Linked DNA regions of Mus musculus: region 2 is linked to region 1. A link is a loop called in an ENCODE intact Hi-C map of the cell type or tissue named here. Cell type or tissue: gastrocnemius. All regions are shown on one strand. Each heading gives the region's core, and the rest is flanking DNA. Links, peaks and the distances in the headings are about the cores only.

Region 1 (15,107 bases), core at 3,685-11,684:
GACAGCCGGATTTTGGGGGGGGGGGGGGAGCGATGGTGGAGAGATGGCTCAGTGATTAAGGCTTGCTTTTCCAGAGAATTCAAATTTGGTACCCAGCACCCACCCACCTCTGGCCGCTCTCAATACCTGTAACTTCAGGGGCTCTGACAGCCAAGTCTGGCTCCAAGGGCATTATGACACTGCATTGCAATCTCTCTCTCTGCCTCTCCCCTCATCCTCACCAATAAATAAATAAATAAATAATAAAAATTGTTTAAAGTTTCAGTGGTGGCAGCAGCAGCTGAGGCATGGAGCCACACTGTCCTTGTCAGCACGGACAATGAGAAAGGTAAAAACCGGATCCTTGCCTTGGATGCATCAAAGAGTTTAGGAGCAGCCAGTATCGTAGAAAGCGGCGTTGTAGTTTAGTAAAAAATAAAAAAGGGGTCTGACAAACGGCCCAGCATGTAAAAGGTGTCTGCCATCAAGCCTGGCCATCTGCATTCTATCCCCAGGACCCACACTGTGGAAGGAGAGAACAAACTCCATGGGTTGCCCCCTGACTTCCACAAGTGTACCGTGAGATCCTCACCTCCATAAATAAATGTTTGGGAGGTGGGGCAGATGGTGGGGCTTACCATCTTTAATCCCCGCACTTGGGAGGCAAGGGCAGTTGAGTCTCTGAGTTTGAGGCCAGCCTGGTCTACAGAATGAGTTCCAGGACAGCCAAGGCTGTCTTAAACAAAAAACAAAAAAACAAAACAAAAAAAGCACCTGAAAGTGTAGCCCTCTCAAAACAGCAAACTTTATTAAAGACAGTGTTAGCATAGATTTTAAGCCTAGAAATTCAGAATAACAACTCTTAGTGGCTCTGAAATTACATCTCAAATGGAAAAGAAAGCTTTATTCCTTCTTTATTTTTCATAAATGAGATTATAGGATGTTTCAGAAGTACCTTGGATGGGATTACACTCTAATAAAACCGGAAGCCACTAGGGTTGTACAAAGGGGTTAGGACATGCCCTTTACTAAATGGAGTTTCTGATGAGAGTTCTAGAAAATTATAGGTTCTGAGATGAGAAAGGAGAAAGGCCTCAAGCAGTTGCTAAGTGTTTTGGAATCTGTGATTCTCAGCTGTTGAGAGAGCGGCTCCTTTTGCTTCTCAGGTCCTTGTAATTTCTCCTTTCTATCCTGCTTTACAAAGGACTTGCATCAGAGCTTTTGGAAAAGGTACATGAAAGACCAATATAAGTACATGAAGTACATGGTCACTATCACCAATCATTAGGGAAATGTACACTAACACTAACTTTATGATAACTATTCAAATGGCAAGTTTGAAAAGCAAAAATCATCTCTTATAGGAAGGATGTGGAGCAATGAAATCTTGCTGCTGTCGATGCAAAATGTGACAGCCACGTTAGAATTCAGTTTAGCTTTTCTGAAAGAGGCGTAACATAGATCCACCATATTACCTATTCTACCAGCAAGCATATTATACTCAGAAGAGAAAACATTCAAACAAGTTGTTCACAAACACTGCATATAGCCTCCAACTAGAAACAACCTGAAATCCATGTGGTATTTGCACAACAGGTTAATATTTAGTCTTTAAAAAGTTCTGTTGAAACTTTTATTTTGTGGTGCCTGATTGCAAACCCAGTGTTTTACATGTGCTAGGTAAGAACTCTACCATAAGCTACCTCATAAAAAGTACTGAAGTACAGGTACATGCTACAACACGGTCAAACTTGGATGCCATGTTAACTGAAAGAAGCCAGATGCAAAAGACCACATATAGGCTGGGGATATAGCTCAGTGATAGTGCCCTTTTAATCTTACCATGTGAGAGGCCATAGGTCCAGTCCCCAATGACGGGGGGGGGGGGGGGGGGAGGGAGGGAGAGAACACAAACACACAGAAAACCACAGGTTACAATTCCATCTATATTCAGTGTCTAGGAAAGGTCAATATATAGAGTCAGAAAACAGGATTGCTTAGGGTTAGAAGGAATTGGGGTGATGGGTAATGTTTCAGAAGATGTGAAAGTTCTGTAGTTAGGTAGTGATGATAAGTTACACACCACTGTAAATGTACTAAGAGACACTGAATTATACACTTTAATAAGACTGCAAGTTTTATGTGAATTTTATCTTGGTGGAGGAAGCTTTGGATCTTATGGGAGATTCATTTACAGCTTCTTCTGCAAAATCATCCTTCCCTCCTAGAATTGTTGGGAGGCAGTAGCTGGTGAAGTGGCTCAGCATGTGGGGGTCGTAGCCACCAAGCCTGATGATCTGGGCTTGTATGGCATGGGGAGAGAACCAACTTCCACAGGTGGTCCTCTGATCTCCAGTGCTGATGGAGCTATGACATGTGTGGGCATGTGTACACACACAAAATAGTGAAAAAATCAATGTAAATAAGATTATTCAATTATCAAATATTAGTCTATGTAAAAGGCTTTTATGTTTATTTTTTCTAAAAATGTATTCATTTGCTTATTCATTTTTATCTTAGGATTATAAAAGGCTTTCAATAGGTTGTGAAGCTAGAGCTCCTCACTCCCTAATTGTGGAGATAAGTGGCCAGGTCATAGAGACAACTCAGCACTAACAGAGATCTTTGTAACATACTGAAGGATTAAAATACTGAAGAGATATTCTCTGGATATCATTTAGTGCCATCTCATGTGTATCAAATGTGTGTCTTTATACTGTCTAATAAGGTTCCACCAGTTGTATGTTGGGCCTGTCAATTTAGCAACAATATATTGACCATTTATTATATGTCAGATATTTTTTAGGCTCTGGGTATACAGCAGTAGAGGGCAAGGGAGAGATCCTTATATATCCTTATATTCTCGATATATTCTAATTAAAAAAAGACAGAATTAATAAATAATATGCAGTAATAATGTTCTTTGAGGATCTTATGAAGAAAAACTATCAGGGTTGGAATGGTGGAGATATAGGGAATAATCCAATGTTATACCAGCAGGACAGGAAAGGTCTCTTTGGTAAGGACACAGAGCAGAGTCTGGAGGAAGAGAGCAGGTTGTTTAGCAATCTGGAAGAAGAGTATTCCAGGGCAAGTTCACAGTGAATTAACTAAGAGGCCCCTTAGGCTGTAAGGCTGAGGAAAACGAAGGAATCAAGTGTAAGATGGGATGAGCAATAGTCTACAAATTCTCACCGTGGCTTACAGTTAAAAGCACACTATCCTGGGGATAGAAAGCTGGCTTAGTAGTAAGGTCTACTTGCTGCTATTATGGATCTAGGGATCAGTTTCCAGTGCCTACATTGGATGGCTCACAGTCACTCACGGCTTCAAGGGGCCTGATACAGTCTCCTGGTCTACATACATTAGATACACACATGCATTATATATATATATTCTAAAAATTCAGCACTTTGGGACTGGGAGTATAGTTTAGTTGCAAAGTGTTTGCTTTGTATGCAAACTGGAATTCATCTCCAGTATATGGTGATGGTACAGGCTTGTAATCCTAGCACTTGGGAGATAGAGGCTCAAGGCCATCCTCAGCTACATGACAAGTTTGAGGCCAACCTGAACTATCTGATAACCTTATTTCAACCCAAAAAGCAAACAGCAAAAACTACCACTCTGGAGCCTGTATGAAAGCAGTAACTAGACCATTTCTGAGGTCCAAGTAGGAGGCGATGATACTCGAACTATAATGTTAGGGTTGGGTATCGTGAGAGGTGTCAAGTTCTGATATGTTCAGAAAGAATAGCAGTCATTACTGATAGACTGGATGTGGTTTTCAAAAGAAGATAAAAAAGGAAGTGTGTGGCCAGGCCTAACATATTCGCTGCTGTAGACCAACCACATTCTGCTGATAGGTCCAAGTGCTGAGAAATTTGTACCGAAATGCCACCAATGAAGCCAACAGCATATTTTATCTCCAGTTTATTAGAAAGATTAATATAACTTTAGTTTGTAGCATAGAGAACCCAAATATATGCTGTGAAAATATTGACATAAAGTGGATCTTTAGTAGAAAATGCCTATGTTGAATGTTACATATATGTATGAAAACTTGTAGTCTCTAATTTGTAACTCACAGTAGTGGTTCTAGTAAGTCAAAGTCATCTCCAAGTAAACAAGTATGTGTTAAATGTGTTATGTCTGTGCACGTGTGTGTGCATGCACACGCAAGCTTGTTACGTCATACCTGTGGAGATCAGGGGACAAGCGGCAGGGACTCATTCTCTCCTTTCACCATGTGGGTCCCAGCAAAGGAACTCGGGTAACCAAAGCTGGCAGCCAGCCTTTACTCCCTGCGACATTCCTCTCTCCTGCTTAAATGCTAGATAACTCATGCTAGATGCAGAGCATCAACTTTAAAGCTCAAAGGAAGCTGTTCCCAGGAACTTGGAGATCTGTTTTACACTAGGATCTTTTCTTTTCCTTGAGTCCGGTTTCTCATATATGCTCTGCTCCAGGATATTTGGTCAGACTGTGAACCCTAAGAGTGTGTTACTTGCTGGGAAAACTTTGTAGTTGTGGTGTGGCTTAGCCCTGAGTTTCAATCCCTTTGGCTGGAATACAGACACATCCTTCGTACACACCTTTAATCCCAAAGGATGAAAGTAAAGTCATGTTTTAGAAGGAAGCAGTCATATTTGATGTTAACTGAGTGGCAGACAGTGATGAATCAGAGAAAGATTTGACAGAATAGGATATGCCCAACTCTCACAAGAAGAGAGGAAAAAGAGGCTACTTAAGAGAGCAGCACAGAGAAAGGAGGAGGCAGTTTTACCAGGAGATTTTTTTTTCAGGGACAGGTTGAAGAAAGAACAAATAGACACAGGTTAAGACTGGGTGAACCAGGGAACAAGAAGGAGCTAGAAGAGTAGATTGCCAGAGTTAGTATGAGGCCAAGCAAAGCAATTCAAGAGAAGCTGAGAGAAGTTAGTTCGAATCAGTCATCTTGGAAAGGAGTTTGAGCCAGAACAGCTGATTTGAACCTGCCAGTCAGAGATCAGAAAGAACAAGAAAGGGTAAGTTTATTCAGCAGCAAGTCTTAGAGGCTGAAAACATTCTAGATCTAGATAAGATTGTACGGAGGCTAGAAGCTTCCAGGATTAGACCTAGGATAACAGATGGAGGCAGTAAGTCTGGAGACAACAATTCTTTGGGCAAATAAAAGTTACTTTATACCAGCCTATTCTTTAAATAATGTGTTATTATTATCAGAAAGGAAGAGGGAGAAGTCGGATTTTGAAAGAACCTAGTGGGGAAACCCCCACTCAATTTTCGATTCAGCGCGCACCCAGGAATCACGAACAGACAACCATCTTGTTGTAAAAGCATGAGGTAGTTTAATGACGGAGCTCCAGGCCGACACATATCTCCCACAGGAGACAGAGGTGTCGACCACATGGTGGAGCCATAATGGCGGAGCTCCGGTTCAAAACGTATCTCACGCAGGAGACAGTGGTTTCGACCCCAAGGCTTGGAAGCTAGGGACTTTTATAGAAAAGGGGTGGGGCTGGGGAGGAATTGGCACGGTTTCACATGATTGGTCCATTTAAACATCAACAGACTGTCAGAAGGGCGGGAGATAGGGAGGCACTAGGCCAGTCAGGACATGTGACGACGGGCCTGCCCAGGCATGTCCTGGCCTGTTCTGCTATGTTCTTAGCCCCAAGTTTCAAAGCTCACAAACAACTCTTTGGGCTATTTGACATAAATTACATGAACCACAGTTCTCAAGTTTTATTTCCTTTCAATTTCTCCTTCCCCTTTTTTGTAGGTTCAGGGATTGAACTCATGTTACTAGACTTGCTTGGCAAGCACTCTGCCCCATGAACCATCTTACTAGCCCTTCACCCATTCTGTCATTCTCTGATGGTGGTGGTGGTGGTGGTGGTGGTGGTGATGGTGGTGATGGTGGAGGTGGTGGTGGAGGTGGTGGTGATGGTGGAGGTGGTGGTGGAGGTGGTGGAGGTGATGGTGGAGGTGGTGGAGGTGATGGTGGAGGTGGTGGAGGTGGTGTGTGCGTGTTCTGGCTTGTTTGGAGGCCTGGGGATCATTTTGTAGAGTTGCTTATTCCAGGGGTTGAACTCAGGTTGTGAGGCTTGAGTAGCGAGGACTTTAGCTTCCAAGCGATCTCTCACCCGAGCCCATTCTTAAGGTACAACAAGATGGTGGTTAGGAAACCACACAGTACCGCTTACTCTATTACCTAGTGCCTCCATCTGTTGTGTAGACACAAGGATTACTAGGTCTTTGTGTTTTCAGGGTTGTTGTTTGGTTGGGTGGTTTAGCTTAGTTTTATTTTCTTATTACCTTCATGCCTCAAAATAACGTTTCCTTGTTTATGAATGTTATACCTTGCTGGTTTGGTTTTCCATATTTTCTATCGACTGTGCTGTGTTACCTAAGTTGACTTTAACTTTTCCTTTTTGCTAGTTTGCCTCTCCCTTCTGTCCTTCCAGCTACAGCCCCCAAGGATTTGTATCTTAATTTTACATTTAACTCTAAATGATATATATGTTAAAAACTTGTCTGTTTATTTTTGCAGTCTCACTAAGTAGCACTGGTTGCCCTAGAACCCGTGACCTTCCTGCTTTGGCCTCCCAGGTAATGGAATTGCAAATGTGCACTACCACACCTAGCTGTATGTCTCATCCCGCCAACTGTCTACAGCAGTTCTCCGTCCTTGGTGCTGTAAGACAAGGGCTTTATTAGCATTCTTGGCCTTCGCTCCACATCTCCTCCCTTCTCTGTCCCTCCTAGTCCATTTTGTTAAGAGTTCCCACCTGACGGGTTGGATTCCTGTGGGGACGTAACTGAAGGAAGGATGTGCCTGCACCTGCTTCTGTCTCAGGAAGCAGCTGAAATTCCATCTCCTCCGAAGCGACCTTCTGGGAAAGGAGAGATGGGGCCACAATCCTATGAATGAAACAACAGCCTAATAGTCCATGAACCTTAACCTAAAGATCTTTGTCCTGCTGGGCGTTGACAACTAGAGGGAAAACAATCAGCTCTGGCCGTGTGCTCAACAGGCACTGGTTTATTTGCTTTTCCCACGCCTTTTTAAGCCGAAGGCAGTAAAACTTCTGCAGTAATCTGACCTCTGTGAGAGCTCCGAAAGGAATTAGTGACATCACAGTGGATATTCAGAGCAAAGTATGTGAGTTTTCTTAGTTTTTCAGCAGTTGCGTAGCAGTAAGCAAGTTGATTTAAAAGCAACTGATTCGTTTTAAAGAAACTGTATTTTTGCTGCAGTTGATGTATAGACAATAAAGGAATAAAGAAAGCGATGAGGCAGGCAGTGAAGCAGCCCTGCCACCTAGTGGTTCCTCACGCTGGAGCATTTTGGCTATTTCAAAGCACGACAAATGCAGCAAATGAGCTAACCTGGAAACTTCCATTTCCTCTTCCAGTTGTCCAGTCCGAGCTGAAAGAGACTGGTAAAGGAAGCGGTGTAAGTAAACACGGATGGCCACCAGGGCTCCAGCACAGAGAGTAGATAGCTGCAACAGGGATACGCAGTGCAACGAAAGAGCAGACATGGGGTCAACCTCGTGACAGAGTTCCTTGGGAGTAGTCACTGCAGCAGAATTGGGGTCAGAGGCAAAGCTGACTGAGGCAGTGTCCATAGAGTGTCAGTAGGCCACAGGAACTCTTGACACAGTGGTCTTGAGGCTGAAGTACACTGCTTGATTCAAGGCAAATAATTAGGACACTCAAGTTAACAATAGTAGAAAGTTCTTAGGTGTGGTAGTAGATTCATTTCAAGTGCCTCAATAGATTCCCAAATTCAAAGATACTGAAGTTTCTATATAAAGTGGCATACTACTGACTTGTGAATATCTGCTTGTATACTTTAAGGCATCCCTAGATTGTCTTATAACTAATAGAATGTAAATTCTATGTAAGTAGTCTGTATGTGTGTAGTACAGGTGTTATTTGAAAACATCCTTTCTTTCTGACTGAGTCAATGAATGTAGATCCCATGAGAAAAAAGAGCTGGCTGCATGTGTCCAGGCAGGGTCTTATCTCACCATTGTTTTAACTGTACATTATCAACCCCATTATTAAGGTGGTGAAACTGAGGCTAATTAGCCCAAGTCATGGTGACAATGAATTAAAACCAGCACTGAATTACAAACCAAAGTGATTTGCACTCCAGCATCTGAACTCTTCAGTACTTTGCTTTCCTATCTCTCTCAGAGAAGAAGGAACACTGGGTTCTAGCCATCTAACCATTGCCCTCTACTTTGAAAGTAAAGGGGAACTCTGCAGCAGTGAAGAGCCACTCCCAGATATGATGCCTGCGTCAGGGGGCTATTTAGTCAATCCAGTCTGAGTTTCCCTTACTTATACAATAGGGAGTGAAATGGTGACTGTCTCATAAGTGGCTGTGGATATTCATTGAAGTGTTATAAAGGTTCTACAAAAATAGCTTCCAACAATTCTGGTATCCTTGCTCTTAACAAGGGGCATTGCCTGGGCTGGGCTTATGGCTTGCTTTGACCTCTGGATTTGATTTGGATCTCTAGAATGTGGCATTGTGGCAATATGTCATGACTGGTTCCAAGTGTGGGTCATGAGAGGCCTGGTAGCTCCTACTTTTACTCTTTGCGCTGTTTTTGCTGCTTACTATGTGAGGAAGCCAAGCCTAAAGAGCCTGTTTTGAGACAGGGTCTAATTTCCACTAGCTCCTCTTCCCCTGTGCTGATAGGGTTTTTGTTAATATGGAACAAACTAGAATCTTTTGGGAAGAGGGACCCTCAGTTGGGGAATTGCCTCCATCAGACTGGCCTATAGCACCTCTTTGGACTCATTTTCTTGATTAATGATTGATGTTGGATGAGTTCAAACCACTGTAGGTGGCGCTACCCCTGCACAGCTAGGCTTGGGCTGTATAAGAAAGCAGACCGAGCAGTACATGGAGAGTAGTAGACCAGTAAGCAGCACTCTTCCGTGGCCTCTGCTTCAGTTCCTGACTCCAGCTTTCCTCCTTGAGTTTCTGCCTTAGCTTCTCTCAGTGATAGACAATGAGCTTTAAATGAAATAAGCTGTTTCCTCCCCAAGTCACTGTGTTATTACAGCAACTGAAGCAAAACTCAAAGATCCCTCAGTGTTTTTTCTGTCCTATATATTTGACCCTGTTTTTCTGTTTCTATGTATGGTTTTCCTCTTCTCTTCTTACTTTTCATTCTTCACTCTCTTTTCTGCTGCCAGGGATCAAACCAGAGCTTTTGTGTATGATGAGCACACATTCTGCCACTGGACAATCCTGTACCTTAGACAATCCTGACTTTCCAATCTCTATTTCTTTCTTTCTTTGTGTGTGTGTGTGGGTGTGTGTGTTTCTTTTATTTATTTATTTAGGTATTTTCTTCATTTACATTTCAAATCCCAAAAGTCCCCCATACCCTCCCCCCCCCCACTCCCCTACCCACCCACTCCCACTTCTTGGCTCTGGTGTTCCCCTGTACTGAGGCATATAAAGTTTGCAATACCAAGGGGCCTCTCTTTCCAATGATGGCCGACTAGGCCATCCTCTGATACATATGCAGCTAGAGCTCCGGGGGTAGTGGTTAGTTCATATTGTTGTTCCACCTCTCTTGCTTCGGCAGCACATATACTAAAATTGGAACGATACAGAGAAGATTAGCATGGCCCCTGTGCAAGGATGACACCCAATCTCCATTTCTTATTGGGACAACGAAATAAGCTATCCCCACTGAGAGGTAAACTCCAAGAAGGAGGAAATTTTCTTGTGTTTTGTTCTCTTTCTTTAGAACCATGACTAACATAGAACATGTGCAATGACTGTGTTGAATTAAACAATGGGGCAGAGCAATGTTTAACATAGATTATGCTCACTAGCTGAAACAATCCAGTATGGGAATAAACCATTCACATTATCTCTTAAAATGTTTGCTTACTTTTAGCCTGATTTCATTTAGTTTCTTCCTCTTCCTCTTCCTCTTCCTCCTCCTCCCCCCCCCCCTCTCTCTCTCTCTCTCTCTCTCTCTCTCATCTGTCTGTCTTGCTGTGTAGCACAGGGTGGCCTCAGATTCATTACATCACCCAGCTTGGCCTCCTCTTCGAAGTTCTCTCAGCCTCTGAATACTGGGATTACAGGCATGCACAGCTACGCTTGACTTTCCCTTTCTTCTCTCTCCCTCTATCGTTAGGTATTCTATCTTTTCTATGATCCAAGAAAAAAATGCTGTAAATATATCTATCTGTAAATCATGGTTGCTTGTAATTTTATTGCATATAAAACTATATAAAACTCTGCTGTTTGGAGCCAGAGATATGGTCCAGTGGTTAAGAGCACTGGCTGAGCCCGGCGTGATGGCGCACGCCTTTAATCCCAGCACTCGGGAGGCAGAAGCAGGCGGATTTCTGAGTTCGAGGCCAGCCTGGTCTACGAAGTGAGCTCCAGGACAGCCAGGGCTATACAGAGAAACCCTGTCTCGAAAAAAAAAAAAAAAAAAAACCAAAACAAAACAAAAACAAAAACAAAAACAAAAACAAAAACAAAACAAAAAAAAAAAGAGCACTGGCTGCTCTTTCAGAGGACCCATATTTGATTCCCAGCACCCACATGGTGGCTCACAACTATATGTAACTCCATTTTTAGGGGCTATGACACCCTCATCTGGTCATGTGGTACACAGACATACATGCAGACAAACCATCTATACTCATAAAAGAAAATACAAAATTAAAACAACAACAACGCCTCTGCTCTTGAGTGGAGGCCTGTTCTGAGGCTTGGGAATACTTCAACCAGAGCTTCCTGTGAGTGGAATGGCAAGCTCGGAATGCCTGACAAGGACCTGACTGTACATGTCTGTCTGCGTGTGGGTGTTTCTAGTGTCTGTTGGTGAGTAACTGCTCCTCTTGGCAATAGAAATGTGAACCGTCGAGTAGGATTAATTAGCCAATCTTCTCTCCTTTTTCTAGATGAAAGAGTGGAAATGTGCTGATGTGCCGTGCAGCAGTCCTTTCTCAGGCAGTTTCTGTTAAGAAACTGAAATGCAAGCTGGGTTGGCTGAAATCAGACTTTATCTCCTCTCCTAGGCTGTTTGTCAAAGTAATCACAGACGTTTTAGAAGCATGACTTCTCAGGCTAGATGGAAGAAGCCGGATTGACCTGATAGCTGGAACAAATTGCAGATATCTCTATTTCCTTGGATAGGCACTGAGATAGGAAGGCCTTGCTTATCTTTCCTACTAGTCTTTCATCTTCAGATGCACACTATAGTGACTCTGCCGGCCAGTGACTGCAGGTAGCCCATCCCAGTACTGAGCAGTATTATTACAGTTCTCAACACAGCAGAATTAGCCCTGCTAATGTTAAACAGAGTACCGCATATATTCTCCTGTCACCTAAGAACTGTGTTTTTGAAGTCAAGGTAGAATAAAGGACAAGTCTCTGACCTTCCCTATCACCTTCCTGAAAGATTGCTTTTGGCTTCTTCCCCCAAACACCTGATCATCTTGGGGGTCAGACTTCTTTATAAATAAACTGACCTAGTTTCAGGGAAGGGATATTTTGAGTCATTCAGACTATTGGTTCCAACTTACTGGGGCCAAAGGACCCTAAACTATACCTGCTGCCTCCATTCTCCCTAGACTGGCTCAGAACTTGGTAATAACAGAAGACCAGAGAGAAGCCAGGCATGGTAGCACACCTTTATTTAGCGCCAGAACTTTAAGTCCAGGAGGCAGAGGCAGGTGGATCTCTATGAGTTTGAGGCCAGTCAGGTCTACATAGTGAATTCCAGGAAAGCTAGGATTACACACACACACACACACACACACACACACACACACACACACACAGAGAGAGAGAGAGAGAGAGAGAGAGAGAGAGAGAGAGAGAGAAGAGAGAAGCCTAAGTAAGAATATCATGGCATTTATGCATGAATAGAATGTTCAAAAATAGGAAAACAAAGTTATTTGACATGTGAAATAACACACAGAAGAGAGCTGTGATGGATACTCACAACACTGAAGTACTAAAGGAGGACCGGGGGAGGAAGGGGAGAAACAGCAATGGAGAAGGCAAAAAGATTCTTCTGAAATACTGGAAACTCCCACAACCCATGTTCTCACATGTGCAACAGAAAATTAGCATCATTGCCAAACTTCCTGAGCAATCCAGCATTTTAAACACTTGGCAGTACTTCTTTTTCCCTGTGAACATAAACGCTTAATCACCCTTAATAATTAATGAAGGAAGCTATTAAACACTTAGTCATGTGTAGAAAATGAAAGTCCTTGGTCTTATATGCTGCTTGCCTTAAGAATCAAAATTGGATTATTTTAATTTGGGTTGGGGGCCTAATCACAGGGACTCATGCATACATATAGGCAAACACTATTGAGCTATATCCCACCCCCTTTAAATACTTTTCTTTTGAGACAGATTTCACTAAATGGCTGAGACTGGACTAAAAGCCCTCTTTATTCCAGACAGGTCTTGAATTTTCAATCATCATACCTTAACTTCCCTATAAGTAGGTGGGATCATAGCCTGTACCACTAAACTTGGCTGCATTTTCACATTACATTTTTTTTTCTTTCTTTTTTTCGAGACAAGGTTTCTCTGTATAGCCCTGGCTGTCCTGGAACTCACTCTGTAGACCAGGCTGGCCTCGAATTCAGAAATCCACCTGCCTCTGCCTCCCAAGTGCTGGGATTAAAGGCGTGAGCCACCACTGCCCGGCTACATTAAATTTTTTTTTTATCTACATGTATGTGTATGTGCCTGCCTGCCTCTGTATGTCCTACTTAGGGTTACCATTTTTGTGGTAGACCACTAGAACCAAAGCAACTTGAGAAAGAGGGTTTATTCGGCTCACCGCTTACCCCTCCACATCACAATTCATCATCGAAGGAAGTCAGGATTGGAACATGCACAAGGCAGGAACCTGGAGGCAGGAGCTGGTGCAGAGGCCATGGAGTAGTGCTACTTACTGGCCTGCTTCTCATGGCTTGCTCAACCAGCTTATAGAAACCAGGACCACCAGCTCAGGGATGGCTGATATCACCCACAATGGATTGAGCCCTCCCCCATCACTAATTAAGAAAATGCTTCCAGTAGGGCATTCTCTTGATTAAGATTCCCTCCTCTTAGGTGAATTTAGCTTGTGTCAAGTTGACGTACAACTACCCTGCTATGAGTATATACATGCAGGTGCCCAAGGAGGCCAGAAGAGGGCGTTGGATGCCCCGGAACTGGAGTAACAGGCAGTTGTCAGCTGCCCAGTGTGGATGTTGAGAACTGAACTCTATAATGGAGACATTGGCCTGATTGTGTATGGATGCCTTATTTCTGAGCCTTCTCTGCTTTTATGTACTTGAACCTATAACTTTCTTCCCAGTTTTCAGCAATAACCTAAGTTGTACATTACAGTGATCACCCACAGTAGGAATGTAGTAGGATCAAGCCCTTCTGTCAGAGTGTTTCGTGACAGCTTCAGAGTTTTAAAAATAGCAGCATCTTTGGCTTTTCTTATCCCATAGGGGGAAAACATGGATAAAGATGTTTATTACAGTGTATTTTTTGTAAGATTAGGAAATACAGAAACTTAATGGTGCTAATAATAAGATGGTACATTTTCATTAATAATGAAAACAAAGAGACCTACTGACATAAAAAATTATTCACAAGGCTAATTTTAAAAATAGGACATACAAGAATGTGTGTAATATAATCCTTTCCATATAAGGAGGTATGCCTATTGAGGGAAAATGGCTGTAATGCATAATACATACACACATATATACATACTTACACTAACAACAAACATCTGTAACAATATTTTTCCAAGATATCTACAGCAGATGTTTATTACTTCAACAAAAAATGTTTTTAAATGTTTACTAGCAACAAAAAAACCCCAATGAAACAAAAAAAATACCTTCGAGGAAATTAGAAGAAGCTGAACAAGGGACGCTGGATTACAGCAGTTCAGGTGAGAAGCACTGCGAGTGAGAAACAAGGATTTGTGGTGGAGATGACTCAGAAAGCTGATGTGGACATAGCCAGTACTCCTACCTATGAGATCAGTACTCGAGTGAGAACAATAAACATAGGCCACACCTGCAAGCCAGTGATAAAGTTAGTTTTTCAAAAGAGGGAGTATGATTCACAGTCATCCCTGCAGTGCTCCAAAGAAGTGTTTAAAGAAACGGAGATACCTTTGATGATTTTGGCTTTCAAGCATGTTTAAGTGAACTGAGGGAGATCCAGGGTGATGACCAGAAAGAACATATGAGGAAGGCGGGAGATGGAAGTCATGAATTCAGTTTTAGAAACACAAGGCATAAGGTGTTTGTGGGGCCTGTCCTAAGCTGGCAGTGTCTGGAGCCCAGGTGTCTGCTCTGTAGGCACAGAACACAGAATCAGCAGCTTACATAATTGGTGCAAATCATAGCTAAAGAAAGTAGTTAAAACTGAGGTGACGCTCAGGCTTCTTGGACGTCCAGGGAAAGGAGCTGTGCGGGAGAATGCTCCTGCTGAGTGATAAATGCTTAGGGCAAGCCAGAGGAGGCCACCGAGAAGGCCAAACAGAAGTAGGGAGCTTGGCCAGCCTGTAGTCGGCTAGTCTGGAGCTAAAGCTTGGCAAGACTGACCAGCCGGGCCAACTCAGTGTCACTTTCCTTTCAGGTCATTAGGACACCTTCAGGTTAGCTCTACAGCAGACACAGGGACCAGTGCTCAGTGAAGAGAACTGCAGTTCTCACATGGAGCTGCCACCACAGTCTGCAGCCAGTGCAGTCCCTTCTGTGTCTGACCTTTATCCACTGCTTTTCAGGGTGGGGATGTTTCAAGTGTCTAAGTGCTTAGGACAGTTCCTGGTAGCGCCACAGGTACATGTGTGGTTTTTTAAATTCCTGCCTTTGTATGTGTGCCTGGCTTGACAATGGTGGACCAACAGTGGCCAGAGAGTTGAGAAGAAAAAGGGGGTCACCAGAGGAGAGAGTGATAAGGAAATATTCACATAGCAGATGTTGAATAGGTCAGGTGCCACAAAGATGAAACCTCCCTACTTGGACACTTGGAGGCTGTTGACAGCTGTTTACACAGGCTCCCACCAAGTCCCTTTCTTTCTCTCTCT
Region 2 (15,107 bases), core at 3,882-11,881, 200 kb before region 1:
GTTTTCTTTTGTTTTTAATTATTGGGTGTTTGTTCCTTTAGTCTTAGCTGTCCTGGAACTCACTTTGTAGACCAGGTTGGCCTTGAACTCAAGAGATCTGCCTCTGCCTCTCTGATGCTGGGATTAAAGGTGTATACTACCACTGCCACCACCACCATCACCAACCATCTACCAGGGTTATTTATTTTTTTAAAGCCCTTTAAAAGGATTTTATTTGTAGAGGGAGGGAGGGAGGGAGGGAGGGAGGGAGGAGTGAATGTGAACATGGAGGCATACATCATGGTGCGAGGTAGTCAAAGGACAACTTTGAGGACATGGTTCTCTCCTAATACCTTGTTTTTAAGAAAGGGTCTCTCGTGATTTTGGTCACAATGCTTAATAACCGAGTTTCTGGTGAGTTCTCCTGTCTTTGTTCTGATCTTGCTATAGGAGCTCTGGGATCACACATGTTGAGTGCTCACTCACATCTGACTTTTAAACATGGTTTCAGGGGGTCAGGACTGTAAGAGAAGTGCTACTCACCTGCTCAGACATCTCACTGGCCCTGGATTTTTGAGAGGGTGGGGTGGGGGAGACCATTTCACACTATGACCCAGGCTGGCCTGGAACTCACAGCAATCCTGGCTCAGCCTCCAGAGTGAATCCGCAACCTCAGCTGTGCTGTCCCCTAGCTCGGGCTCTTGCTGAGCCAATGCTGAGTCACGCCCACCAAGCCTGGGCCTGGGGATGAGGACTTCACCTGTTGGATTCTTGGGGTCCACCACAGAGGCAGCTCAGCAAAAACTCAGAGCAAACCCTCTGGCCCTCCTGGACAGAACTGGGGAGGTTTCTTTGCTAGACCAAGCCCTTTCTGAATCAAGTTACAGCCTGCTAACTCACTCTATTCATGTCACAGTAATTTATGCATGCAGTCATATTTCTTCCTATCCAATTATACCCAAATTCTTTTCCTTTCAACAAATACTCGTTGCCAATTAATGTCACTTCAATATAATGACCATGCAAGAAATGAAAACTAACTACAAACTCTAAAGCAGGGCATGCTGACATGTGTCTGTGGTTCTAGCTATGTAAGGCAAGAGGAGTCTAAGGTCAGACTGAAAACCTTAGCCAAGCTCCCATATCAAAAAGAAAAAAAGGGGGAGCCTAGTGCCAGCACTCAGGCGGCAGAGGGGGTTGGATCTATTAGTTTAAGGCCAACCTGGTCTACAGAGCGAATTCTAGGATAGTCAGGGTTATAATGGAAAAACCCTAAGTTCTGTTCCTAGCATCCATACTAGGAAGTGCACAACCAGCTGGAACTCCAGCTCCAGCAGGATGGGATGTCTCTGGCCTTCATTGGTACCTGGTCTTATGTACCTATACACAAACACACACACTTTAAGAAACTGTTCAAGGCCCTGAGATACAAATGCACACGTTAACAAAACTCTTCAAGGGTAGCATACTATTCTTTTCCTAGAAAGTGAGACCCTTATGGACAAGGTAGCAGTAAAGAAAAGGTAGACCAGTGGACAGAGGGGAATCATTCTGCTAACTGCCTCTTGGGTAAAGGGAAACTGCTCTCTGGGCTTCAACTTTTTTCTCTGTAGAATAGGGGCGATACTATATTTTTCATAGGACATAAGTGTGTGAAATCTTTACTTAAGACAATCAGAGAGGAATCAATCACTCTTCCCTCTCAACACAGGATCTCATAGTCCAGGCTTGTTATCAGACCTTGTAGCTAACAATGATGCAGTCAGTTCTCCCCTGGGATTACAAGCATGTACTACAATGGCCTGCTTATAGAGTGCTAAGACTCTAACCCAGGGGCTTCATGTATGCTAAAAACAAGTACTCAATTATCAGCCACTAGAAATTCTTCTCTTTACTGCTAGAATGAATAAGCACTGAACATGTTCCTTTCAGGACAAGCAACCAACCATAACTGAGAGCTAATTAGAGAATGCTGAATCTTGGCCCCACCTCTGAGGTAGCAAATCAGATTCTGCAGTAACAAGATATCTTTGTGGTTCACTCACATGAATGCTATCAGAGGGCAGAGGTTAAGTGCCACACAGCACTCACAAGAGTAAAAAGGGGGAAAGAGGTTGGGCAAGACATGGTGGACACTTCTAACTCTGCCTCTTGGGTGATGTAAGCAGAAGGTTCATGAGTTTAAGGTCAGCCTTGGTTACATAGATGACAATGTTGGTAGCAGGTGACTGAGAGAAAGTGAGAGACGGCTACAGACTAACTTTAGCTTACAGGACTATAAGGCTAAGTTGGAAGGGAAGTTAGAGAAGAACTAAGAAAGGTGCTGTAACTGGGATCTTCACAGAAGAAGAATATACTGAATTTTCAAGAGATGGCCCTCTTCTAGATATCCCTTCACACATAAGAAAATAAAGGCTAGCCGGGTGTGGTGGCGCACTCCTTTAATCCCAGCACTCGGGAGGCAGAGGCGGGCGGATTTCTGAGTTCGAGGCCAGCCTGGTCTACAGAGTGAGTTCCAGGACAGCCAGGGCTATACAGAGAAACCCTGTCTCGGAAGAAAAAAAAAAACAAACCAAACAAACAAAAAAAAACAAAAAGCCAAAACATAACAAACAAAAAAAAAAAAAAAAAAAAGAAAGAAAGAAAAGAAAAGAAAGGCTTCAGTCTTTAACTCCTCTGACCATGCTGTTCATCTGCTTGTAAACCATCTCTCCCCACATCTGGCTATAGAATATAAGGCATCTAAGGGGGTCTGGGAATGCAGACTGGAAACTGCTTTAGAAGGTCCGGGGGGGGGGGTGCTAAAGTCCACAGTCTTCATTTGTGCACAGATGTGACTGGAGAAAAGCACTACACCCACCCATCCCAGAAGGTCACACTCCTTGGCAAAGATCAGTGCTCCACTGAGTTGAGCACAGTGGCTCACACCTGTAATGGGAGGCTGAGGCCGAGTTGATAAAGGCCAGTCAGAACTACAACGTGAAACCTTCTCTCAAAGCAAAAAAACAAAAAAACCCAAAACAAACTAAACGTGAGAAAGAAAGGAAAGGGAAAGAAAGGTGTGTGAAAGGAAGGAAGGAGAAAGAAGTAAAAGCCAGGGCAAGGAAAGAAAAAGCCTGTTCAAAAGTTGTCCGAGAACTTTGGGGAAAAACTTTTTTTTTAAAGATTTATTAATAAATTATTATATGTAAGTACATTGTATCTGTCTTCAGACACTCCAGAAGAGGGAGTCAGATCTCGTTATGGATGGTTGTGAGCCACCATGTGGTTGCTGGGATTTGAACTCCGGACCTTCGGAAGAGCAATCAGGTGCTCTTACCCACTGAGCCATCTCACCAGCCCGGGGAAACACTTTTACACAGGCTCTCTATCATGAAGTCATCTCAAACACACCACCAGGGAGGATCCTCTAGGTTTGCCTACAGCAGCACTTCTCAGCTCTCTCCACACACATGAATTGCTTAGGCATCTTGGTATGCCGTGATTTTGACCCATGACTCTAAAGCCCAAGAGTCCACACTTTCCCCAAGGTCTTGGGAGACGATGGCTTTGCTTTGAGCAGCAGGAGCTTTCCCAATGCCCTCATTTACAGGGCAAAGATTATATAGCAGCTCCTGGAACACCCTTTAGACAGCAAGCAAGGAACTTAAGGGAAGAACTAGGAGCAGACATGGAGCCTCAGTGTTAAGAATAATTATCCACACCAAAGAACCATAACCCTTTACTACCTGATGAGCTAGTTCCTATCAGGTGTTTCAAGTCTGCTCTGCTGAGTACTGTTTCCCTACCTAGAGCCTGGGACAGACAACCTCGGTGTACATGGTAGCTCTTATTCTTAATTCTTACACATCAGGCTTGCATTAGCACAATTTATCATCAGGAACTGCACAAGCCACCCTTCTAGAATTTTAATTAGTCCTTGCAAGCCTTAATTATGAGGAGGCCGGGAATTATCAAAGAAAAACTAAGGACAAAGAATGAAAAACTTGCCTAGTGTTAGTTACAGAGTCAGAAAATGGACAAGTAGTAGGATGCTAACTCAAGCAGTGTGACTGTAGGCCCAGGCTCTTAAGAGACAAGCATGGGAAACACCCCTAAGCATGTCCTGAAAGCTGGGCATGGTGGCACAAGCCTGTAACCCCAGCACTTAGGCAGTGGAGGCAGGAGGATCAGAAGTTAAAGATCATTCCTATGGCTACAAAGTGAGCGCATGGCCAACTCAGGCTACATGAGGGTACTACCTCAATAAAATACAGTCTGTCTTGATATGTCATCATTCCTTCCAACTACACCTACTAAAGACAAAAGATGGCCCTGAAGTTGTTCAGAGAGGTGAAAGTATGTCTGCTGTCTTAGGTCAGTGAGGTCAAACAGAGGGGTGAAAGCTGCAGGGCTGGGACTCTCCACTTCTCATCTGAAGCTGTACTACTTGGCCAATCAAACTCAAACCTTAAGTCCGTAAAGATGCCAGGAACTAACCCCACCTGAGCAAAGTGAGCATGCCCTGCCCAGTCTCCTGACCGTGGGGATGAGCCTCTGAGGTCCACCCGACATGCACACTACAGTCACAGGATGCTCACGTGTCTTTCTCTTTCTCAGAACTCTCATACTCCAGGAATACGATGTGGCGGGGGTAGTGGCCGCAGATATCACCATTCACATTTGGAATCACGCTGAAACAGTAGTCACGGCCAAATAGCTCCAGACATCTCTTCTCAATGCGTTCAACCTGCATAGAGAAGGAGACTTGAGCCTGAAGAGAATTCTCAGGTTCTGAGGGCATGAGCTTAAGTGGCCCATGATCCAAAGAGGCCCCTGGGAGTGAGTGACAAGCAATTCTGTGATCATCATTCAAGGCTGGGAAGAAACATGATGCTGGACCGTGGGCTCTATATTAACTCACGTGTGGCATGCTTCAGGTGGTACCTAAGCCCGTTAGCCTCACTGCACAGAAGACTGTGGAGTCACAGGGAGGCTGGGCACATAGTGAGACCTTGTCCCAAAAAACAAAGCAACAGTAACTGTTGCTTTAGGTTACTATTATAGCATTAACACATTATGTTCTTTTAACACCAAAAAATCTTTTTTTCTGTTCTACAGCCCCAGAAACTCCAGTTGAAGCTCCAGTCAGCTGGGCACGATGGTGCACATCTACAATCTTATTACATGGGATGTTGAGGCAGGAGGATGCCGAGTTCAGTGTGTGCGTGCATGTGTGTGTGTATATTTATATATGAATTACTATATATCTCAAGACCATGTCTCAACAACACCTACAAAAATAAAGAAGCTCTAGTCAGCAAAATCAGTAAAAGCTGCAGACAGTTGTCTCTTTACATACCATCTGCTTATAAAACTAAAGGCAAGGCTCCCTTCTAAAATTAATCCTTTTGTTCACAGTTCAGTGAAAAGCCCACTGGAAGAAAAGCTTACCGCCTGTAACACATCAAGAACTTTGCAAGAGATCATGAAGCCTGGAGCAGTATTAAGACCAGTTGTGGTGAGAGTAAGGTTTAACTTGTAAAACTCTAATCTTCACAGACATTCAGAGGGCAGTGAGATCCATCAAAATCACACACCTCCTATAACCACTCAAAAGATTGCCCTCGAAGTCAGCTGTGGTGGCTCACACGTGTATGTAGTCCTTGGGAGGCTAAGGCAGGAGGATTATTAGTTACAAGCCATCCTGGGATAATGACTGTGAAACCAAGCCAGGGCCACAGACAAAAAACCACGCCTCAACACACACCAAGGCTGGTGATGTAGCTCAGCTGGTAGAATGCCGGTCTGGCATGCATAAAAACCTGTGTTCAATCTCCAGCACCACAGAAACCAAGCATGAGGGTAAACACCTGTAACCCCATCACCTAGGAAGTGGAGACAGAAGGACAGGAGTGCATGACTGGCCTTGGTTGGGATAACGCATTTAAGGCTTTTCTGAACATACAGTACAAATTCTAGGGTCTGCCTCCCCAGACATTGTGCTTTAAGAGAATCTAAGACCAGAAATCTTTGTGTTTAACAAGAGCTCCAAATGATGCCAATTATAATCTGAAAGGTACTTAATTGTCTGGTCCGATAATACCACATTAGTGATCTTTCTTAGGTTGTTACTTCAGAGATTAATAGAAGATGTCTCAGCCCCTAGGTAACCTCTGGGGCCAAACCAGTTTTATGGCCCAGCACAGAGACCAACGCCAATGTGTAATGCCACACTGGGAAAGAGAAAGGGCCGGGTCTATCAGTGCTGAGGTCAGTATGCCTCGACCAGATCAGCAGCTCTCTTTTCAGGCCTGGTGACTAGGGCAGAGGGAAATTCCCGGGGTGGGGGGACAACGGACAGAGACTTCTGATAAAAGGAACAGAAAGGGAATGTGGGTTCTCTTCTTGCTCTACAGGAAAGGAAAGGGAAGGGCCTAAGTCATGCTGGTACCTTATAAGGAGGTGACACACTCCGCTGTTCTCTGGGCTCCATAATGTCACACTACTCCAGACTTCTACTCTGATCTCTGGTCCAGAGGAGTCTCTTCCCCATTTTTACTTAGATTTTAGGGGTTTTGTTTTTTGTTTTGAATCTGTTGGTAACCCCTCCTAGGCTCACGAAGGGTAGCGTTCCTATTGTCTAACCTTTGCACCTGGCCCACAACTCCGACCCTTGACCTCCAAACCCCTGTTAAAGCAACCCCCCACCCCAAAACCCACAAGGAGCTTCGGTCCTCCTCTTTGGTGTAAAGCCGGATCCTTACTCTCTGAGTCCATATCCTGGATAAGTTCCTCTCCCGTGCCTCCCCAAGGAGGTCTCATTCCAGCTCTCCTCCCATCCCGAACCACAGTCTTCCCTCGGTAACTCAGGCCAGGGACCAGTTCAGGTCGTTGCACCTTTGGGGCTCACCTTAGAGCCGCTCTTCCCGCCGCTGTCCTTGGCACGGTACTGAGTCCGGGAGAACTCCTCCAGCAGCTCCCAGAGCCCGGGCTCCTGAGGCGGCGGGCTGCCCGACGAGGCGGTGGAACCCGCCGAGGCGGCGGCGGCGGCCCGAGCACCCGCCATGCACAGCCTCGAGTCCCCTCAGGGCGCCTTCCCCCAGCCCATGGCACCTGAAGCTCGGACTCCGGCTCTAAAACCTCCTGAACCGACTCAGCCGCCGCCTTCTTCTTCCACTTCCGGCCCCGCCCCACCTCTCCGGATGTTTACTCCCGCCGCAGCCAATCAGAGCCCGGGGTTCGTGCCCGGCCCACAGGTCCCCGGCCCACCCCTGACGCGGAGGGATCCAAGTGGCCTCACGGCGGGGGCCGCGCTCCGCCCAAGGGGTTTCCCCGGGGGAAGCCGGGCTAAACCACCGCGGCTGCGGGGAGGGGAAAGGCGGGAACCATTGGCAACAAGAGAGGAAGGAACCGCCGGAGGCCTGAGTTAGTGCTGGCAGCAAGAAGACGAGAGCTGCAAGAATCAAAACAGCATTTCAAACAGCACTTCTCCACTGCTCTTATGGACGTCCCTGCCAATATAGCGTGGACCATCATCCTATTTATTTAAAAAGATTTTCTAGCTGGTGTCAGTAGGCAAACGCCAGAGGATGAAGCGTGAGAATCAGGCATTTGAGACTAGCCCAGACCACACCTTAATTTTTTAAAAATGTTTAAAAAAGTGTAGATAATAATGTTCCTTCATTTTCCTATCAGCTGCTTTCATCATAAATCAACACGTGCCAATCTCCTGCTCAGTTCTTCCCTGTCTAGGGAGTTGTTTGTGTATTGGGCTGGTGTTTGTTGTTTGATGTAGGTAATTATTTGTGGTATAGCCAAGGCTGGCCTTGAACTCCTGACTCACCTGCCTCCACTTTCTGGGTGCTGAGAATCTCAAATATCAGTCCCAAATTCCTAGAATTGTTAGTCTCAGAAGATGTGTGTACTATCTACCCCCAAGTATTGATGTTTAGAGAGAAGGTGTTAAGGCCTCCTTCAGTATTGTATATCTGAGGGAGAATTGCTCATTTGGCCATCAGTCAGACAGTTGATTAAGCTATAACTTATGTCGAAAGAAAACTCTCAAAATGAAATTGATGCTGTGAAAACATAGTAAGTTAACATAGTGCCTAAAAGTACTCATTTTCTTAGATTTGTAAAGAAATCTAAGGAAAACACAAACCACAACCCCTGCTGACTGTCAGTCACTCTTCATGCTCAACTAGGTCCTGTCCTGAATTCTAATACTGGAAATTAGTTTTCCCTTTTGGCGATGGTCAAATAGAATCAAAATATGCATTTTTTAAAAAAATTATTATTTAGTCTCGTCTTCTAAACTGTGATGATTATTCTTGCTTCCCAACTTGGGGAAAGGACTCTTCAGTTGAGTAATTGCCTCCACCTGGTTGGCCTCTGAGCATGTCTGTGGGGCCTTTTCTTGATTGCTAATTGATGCAGAGGGAGGTATCCACTTTGGAGAGGTGGTCCTGGGTTGTAGAATAAAGCAGGCTGAGAGAGTTACAGGGATCAAGCTGGTAATCAGTGTTTATTTCTCCATGGCCTCTGCTTCACTTTCTGCCTCCAGGTTCTTGCTTGAGTTCCTGTCCTGCCTGATGGTCCTCAATGATGATGTCACTGATGTGACAGTGTGAGCTCAATAAACCTCTTCTTGGCTTGCTTTTGTTTTTATCATAGCAACAAAAGTAGAACAAACATAATGTCTCTAAGATTTTTCTAGTCAATCGCAATGGCTTACACCTGTGAGTGAAGCCTTCCGAAAGCTGAGGCAAAAAGACAAAGGAGCCATCAAGACCAGCTGTGGTACTACAGTGTGCGACTCTCAAAAAAATCTGTTGCTATGAGTTATTTTGTAGATATTTTTGGTAAATACACACACACTGTCTCACCAGCCCTACTAGTGATATCTTATTGGGCTTTAAAAAAAAAAATGCAGCCGGGTGTGGTGGCGCACGCCTTTAATCACAACACTTGAACACTTGGGAGGCAGAGGCAGGCAGATTTCTGAGTTTGAGACCAGCCTGGTCTACAGAGTGAGTTCCAGAACAGCCAGGGTTATACAGAGAAACCCTGTCTCAAAAAACAAACAAACAGACAAAAAGCAACCACCCTTCCTCCATTCCAGAGGGTCTTATGTAGCCCAGGATGGCCCCAAGGTCCCTGTGTAGCTGAGGATCACCTTATACTTCTCTGCCTCTTCCTCTTGAGGAGATACAAGCATGTAGTAACATGTCTAGTTTAGCAGTGCTAGAGACCTTTGTGAATCAAACCTAAGGCTTGAGTAGATAGGCAAACACTGTACCAACTGAACTCTACAGAGCTCCTCTTTTAATTTTGGTAACAGAATCTCACTATATTACCCAGACTGGCAATAGACTCTGCGGCTCCAAGAACCTTCCTACCCCAGGCTCTAGATAAAAACTGAATCTGGCCAAAAATCAAGCTTCTTTATATTTCAAGCTGAAATATAGAATACATACGCGTGAATACAGCCGCTTTAATTGTGACTGTTGACAAAGTATAAAATCCTCATTCGGAGGTGATCCTCCAATTATATTATCACCCCAGAAAACACCCTCGTCCTCTGCTGGTTGCTCTCACTCAGCGCCACCCCCAGACGGCCACCAACTTGCTTTCTGTCACTAGACATTCCTATAAATGGAATCAGACAACGTGTCCTCTCCTGCATCTGGCTTCTTGGGTAGAGTTAATTTTGGTTTGAATTTGCATATCCCTGATTAATGAAGCTGATCACCTTTTCCATATTTATTGCTGATTTGAATATTCTCTCTTGGGTGCTTGTAAACATCTTTTACCCATTTTTCTTTCCTCCTCCTTCCCCCCTCTTCATTTGGTTTTGTTTCTTTGGGGATCATGGGCATAGACTCACTGTGTATCCGCAGGCTGGCCCGGGATTCACTATGTAGTCCAGGATAGTGTATACCTCTCCCTCCAGCATTCAGGAAGCAGAGACAAGGGACTGAGAGTCAAAGCCTGCCTGAGATACCCAGGGAGTTCCAGGCTAACATTCAGGTGCCACCATGTCTAGTTCCCAACTGTTTTTTTAAAAATGACTTTAAAGTATTTTTGAAATGGGGTCTCATACATATCAAACTTGATAACCTTGAACTCCTGGTCTTCTGGTCTCCACTTCCTGAGAGCTGGGATTACATGCCACTCCACCTGTTCTGCAATACTGGGGTGGAACCGAGGCCTTCCTGCAAGGTAGGCAAACACTACGCCCACTGAACTACATACCAGCTCTGAGATTTTGTGCTTAGTGTAAATTAGAAGTAAAAAATCTTTTTCTTCTCAACTTCTCTCCCCCCTCCCTCTTTCTCTCTCTCCTTCTCTCCCCTCTTTCTCCCTCTCCCGCTCCCTACACACACACACACACACACACACAAAAGGTGTACTACTATTCCTATGCCCGTGATATTTCCCAATTTCCATCTAGCCCAACTGCTGTAAATTGTAAAAATCTGTCTCAGGGCTGTTTTTTGTTTTTTGTTTTGTTTTTGTTTTTTGCTGGATCTGAGCAGCTCAATAAACCCTTTTATTTTAGAGGTGCTTTAATATCAAAAGTTTTATTTTAACATTTTTTTAGAAGAATACCTAATAGATTCAAAGAAACTTATTGAAAAGTTATCACCTTTGGTTTAAGTCAGGGATGACATGTTTTTTAAATGACTACATGTGGGCATAAATGTCTTTGCATAGTCCCTTTCTTCCCATTAAGATTCCAACAAGGAAAAGTGCATAGTCTCACATATAGTTCTAACCCCTGAGAGACTGTGGCAGTAGGATTGCTCTCAGTTTGACTCCAGCTTGGGCTACAGAAGGAGAGTCTCTTAAAACTAAATTCAAATAAGTATTTCCTTTCCAGCCTTGGCCTATCGTATCAGGCACCATACTGCTGCCCAGCAAGAGCTAGATTGACATTCACAAATTCCTCCTTAGGGAGGAGTGATTGCAGCTGAGGAAGACGCTGCACCTGGAAGCACAGACAAAAGTATTATGGCCTTCGAGCCTCGAGTGCTTTGCAGTCTGGGCTACATGAATGAGTGGTTCATCTCAGGTATTCCTGCTGGTACCCTCCCAATGAGAGTGGCCAGCACCTCTGAGCCTACCTCCATCCTACACCTGCTACTCTGCACTGACACCATTCTAAGACTGACAGGTCCTGTCCCAAAGGTTGGAGAACCAGTGACCTTCAAGGCTTACAAGAGGGGAAAATTACAGACATCTATTGAGGGGGGTGCTGTGTCCCTAAAGCCGACAAGAAAGCCAAGGCTGTTTAGAAGTACATCTGCTATGGATACTAAGGTTAAAGAGGATCACTTTTGCTTAATAAACCTGTATCCAGGAAAACGTTATCAGTTTCTGTTGTTGCCTTTGAGACATGGTCTTACTCTGTAGCTCAGGTTGGCCTTAGTCTTGAGCTGATTCTGTTGCCTTCACCTCCCAAGACCTGGGGTTACAGGGAAGCCACCAAAGCTTTCTCCTCTCAAATATTTTTTTTTTAGTGCAAAGCTTAAACAAAATGTAACAATAAAACCCAGAGATGAGTGTGATGGTGTGCACCTGTAGTACAGGTGCAACACAGGTGCAATTCAGGTGTAATACAAGTGTGCACCTGGGATCTCAGTGCAAAATGTTGAGGCAGAAGGACTGAGAGTTTCAGGCTAGTTTTAGCTACATAGCAAACTACTATATAGAAAAATAAAATATCCAAACTGTGTTCAAACTTGCATTCAAGGCATCTCCCAAATTTCGAACTCCATTTCCAAACATTCTCCTTTTCTTTCAGTTTTGGGTGCGTATGTTTGCTTTGCTTCGTTGTCTGTTTTGAGTCTCTTGTACTCCAGGTTAGACTCTAAGTAACCAACAATCTATAACCTTGAACTTCTCTCCCTCCCACCTTTACCTGCTGAGTGCTGGAGTTATAGACACACACTATCATGTTTTTAGGACGGGATCAAGCCCAGGGTTCTGTGTATGCTCGTCAAAAACTTACCAAATGAACTACATTCATAATCTCTTTTTTCTCCCCTCTCTCCCTGTGTGCGTAAGACTTCTGTCATGTCATTTTGGGTCCATAAAGCAAACGTTTTCTCTAAAGGGGCAGCACCCGGTCCTGTGACCTAGGCCACACAAGTGTAAGGCATCTGTCGGCTGCCTTGCCCTCTCCTCTGTCTTTGGTGTCAATCCCAAGACTCAGGTGCTCTCCGTCCGATTCAGCCCTCTCAAAGCTCTCCACTATTAGCACACTGCTGTTAACACAAAGGCCAAATGAGGCTGGCAAGATGGCAGGCAAAGTTGCTTGCCACCAAGCCTGCTGACCTGAGGTTGACCCCAGGAGCTGTCACATAGTGGGAGAAGAGAACCAATTTCAATAAAGCTGTCTTCTGACCTCCACATGCACCAGGGCACACACACATAACTAAATTAATGAAAAAAAAAATCTTTTTTTTTTTTTTTTTTTTTTTTGGGACAGGGTCTATGTAGCTCTGGCTATCCTGGAACTCACTATGTAGACCAGGCTGGCCTCAAACTCACAGAGACCTTCCTACCTGTGCCTCTCCAGTGCTAAGATTAAAAGCATGGGCCACCATGTGGATTTAAAGAAATGTATTTTAAAAAACAAAGTCAAAATGGTTGCAGACTGGTCAAGATAGTCTTAGAGATTTTATTGACAGAAGTAAACTGCTACACAGACATCACCTGGGGTACTGAATCTGCCAGAGGGAGCAGAAGGAACCAGAGGGAATCTGAGACTGTCTTGCAAACTGGAAGTACTAGATTTCCAGTTTGCCTTCTGACCTGATCAATCTAATGGATTCATCCCATTTACAACCACCATGCTACAAACACCCCAGCCAGCAAAGCAATGATCTGCACGAAAGAGGAGGAAGGAGGTCAGTTACCACGACTCAGTAGCTGGTGCTGGCTCAAACTTCTAGAGTCTGACACCAGGCCATTTAGCTAGGCCTGTTTAAGCATAGCATGATTTAGGAGAAAGTTTCCTGATGATAATTAACTTGATCTCGTGTGTAAAACAAAGCTTAAGCCACTTTCACAGTGAAACTCTTTACAAAGTATAACCAACCTCTTCCATGAAGATGGGTTCTATTGATTGAGAAGCAATGCTCAAGGTAAGGGTATAGGAAGGAAGACCGAGATAAACATAAGAGTCTGGGGGAGCCAGGTAGGGCCTGGCCCTTCAGACAGAGATCTCACCAGGCTACTCGCCACGTGCATTTCCAGCCTCCTGGGAAGAAAACAGGTTATATGTCTTTGGAAGAGACAACCCTCCCGCATTTAACATCCCTGGTTTCCCAAGTACTTCTCTGTAAGCACCAGGATCCAGCACATTCTACAGCAGGTATAGATCAGATTTAGAATGCTAGGCTTGCCTTAGTCTTTTCCAACTGCCTCCAAAGAGCCAAGCATTCGAAGCAGCTGTTCCTCATTACAGGACTCGGAGATCATGGCCCGGGGTGAGATTACTGGCTATGTGTGACTGAGCCTGCATCTCTCAAGTTGCCAGTCTATTCTGCACCTGCACAAATCTGTCTTTGCTTTTATCTGACCCTTGTTTATGTTATCTCATGTGTTTATCAGCTTTTTTTTTCCCAAGAGTTATTTTATTTTTAACGATGTGTCTGTGTATGCCTCTGTGTGTATATGTACACATGAGTGCATTGTGTTCGGAGGCCAGAAGAGGGTGCTGGATCCCCTGGGGCTGAGTTACAGGTGGTTGCAGGGTCCTGACATGGGTGCTGGGAACCAAACTTAGGTCCTCTGCAAGAGCAGAAAGTACTCTTAACTGCTTAGCCATCTTTCCAGTCCAATGGCTGCCATCAATACAGCCTACCTCTGTTACTCCTTGAGAGGTCACAAAACTGTGACATTCTAATCATGTTTGTGTATTTATTAACAGGATTCAACTTTAAAGAGCAACTCTGGGCAGGGGTGGGAGGAGGCAGTGAGATGGGTCAGTGGTAAAAGTGCTTGCTGGGAAAGCCTGGCTACCAGCCTCTTAAATCGCTGAAACCCAAGAAAAGATGGATGAAGATGAGAGAACAGTCTCCACAAAGTTGCTCTCTTACCTCCACACGTGAACCAGGGTACCTGTGTGCATGCACGCGAGTGTGTATGCACACACATGCACACACACACATACACCTCAACTCCATTTATAAACAGAGACACAGACACACACAGACACAGACACACACACACACACACACGCACACACACACACCTCAACTCCATTTATATACACACACAGAGACACAAACACACACACACCCCTCAACTCCATTTATATACACACACACCATTAAAAACCCAACTTCTTATCAACTGTCAACTATTTGACCACTCCGAAGTATGTAAAAACTTGACAGCTCTCCCTTTATTAACCTGTTTTTTGTCAGTATAACTGCCCAGTCTTACTGTATCTTGTTAGGCCACGTTCAGAGGATATCCTTGTGAGGCCTGCTCTTTTTGTAAAAAGGTAAGCAGAGAAAGAGTTGATTTGAGCAAGAAGGCAGGAGGGGAGGAGGGACTAGGAAGAGTGGAGAAGAGCCTGCGGTAGGGATGTAATGTGTGAGAGAAAAATAAAAGTTAAAAAAATAAATAAATACTGCCGGGCGGCACACGCCTTTAATCCCAGCTCTTGGGAGGCAGAGGCAGGCGGATTTCTGAGTTTGAGGCCAGCCTGATCTACAGAGTGAGTTCCAGGACAGCCAGGGCTACACAGAGAAACCCTGTCTCTAAATAAATAAATAAATAAACAACCCTGTCTCTAAATAAATAAATAAATAAACAAGCAGGCAGACTTCTAATGGGTGGGATGTACTTGAATCTTGTCCTGGTTGGTTCCAGTCATAAATTGACATGGCCTGGAGTCACCTGAGGGTGCCTTAATTGAGGGAATTGGTTTTTGTATATGTCTATTAAGAGACTGCCTTAATTAATGGTTGATGTAGGGTGGCCTAGCCCACTGTGGGGAGCATTTTAAAAATGCTATATGGAAAGCTACTACTATAGAACAAGTATATGGTTTAAATGGAGTTACCTTATAATGGGGAGACAGTGCCTCCCTCAGACACCATTGGCTATCAAATAAAATGCCCAGTATC

The links. Hi-C counts contacts between places; a loop is a spot of excess contacts. Peaks named below come from ENCODE experiments on the same cell type or tissue, not always from the same donor. Only the 100,000 strongest peaks of a DNase experiment are listed, where the experiment ranks them.
Region 2: a loop joins it to region 1, with 2.7 times the contacts of the local background. A loop is called at or near these places in 13 of 42 quality-filtered maps.

The regions. Positions count from the first base shown.
Region 1 is chr6:113,030,415-113,045,521 of GRCm38, reverse strand. Gm43868 (predicted gene, 43868) reads left to right here. Exons shown (of 1, transcript NR_164179.1): 1 at 1-1,487. It also overlaps the pseudogene Gm23244. Among named protein-coding and RNA genes, the nearest start is that of Gm43868, 8.2 kb to the left of the region's middle. In gastrocnemius, for the core only: no CTCF peak of the experiment used is centred there; a DNase peak (open chromatin) is centred at 7,328; H3K4me3 peaks cover 807 bases; H3K27ac peaks cover 1,359 bases.
Region 2 is chr6:113,229,886-113,244,992 of GRCm38, reverse strand. Mtmr14 (myotubularin related protein 14) reads right to left here and starts at 7,150. Exons shown (of 19, transcript NM_026849.2): 1 at 6,872-7,150; 2 at 4,560-4,708. The coding sequence starts at 7,027. In gastrocnemius, for the core only: no CTCF peak of the experiment used is centred there; a DNase peak (open chromatin) is centred at 7,243; H3K4me3 peaks cover 2,239 bases; H3K27ac peaks cover 2,249 bases.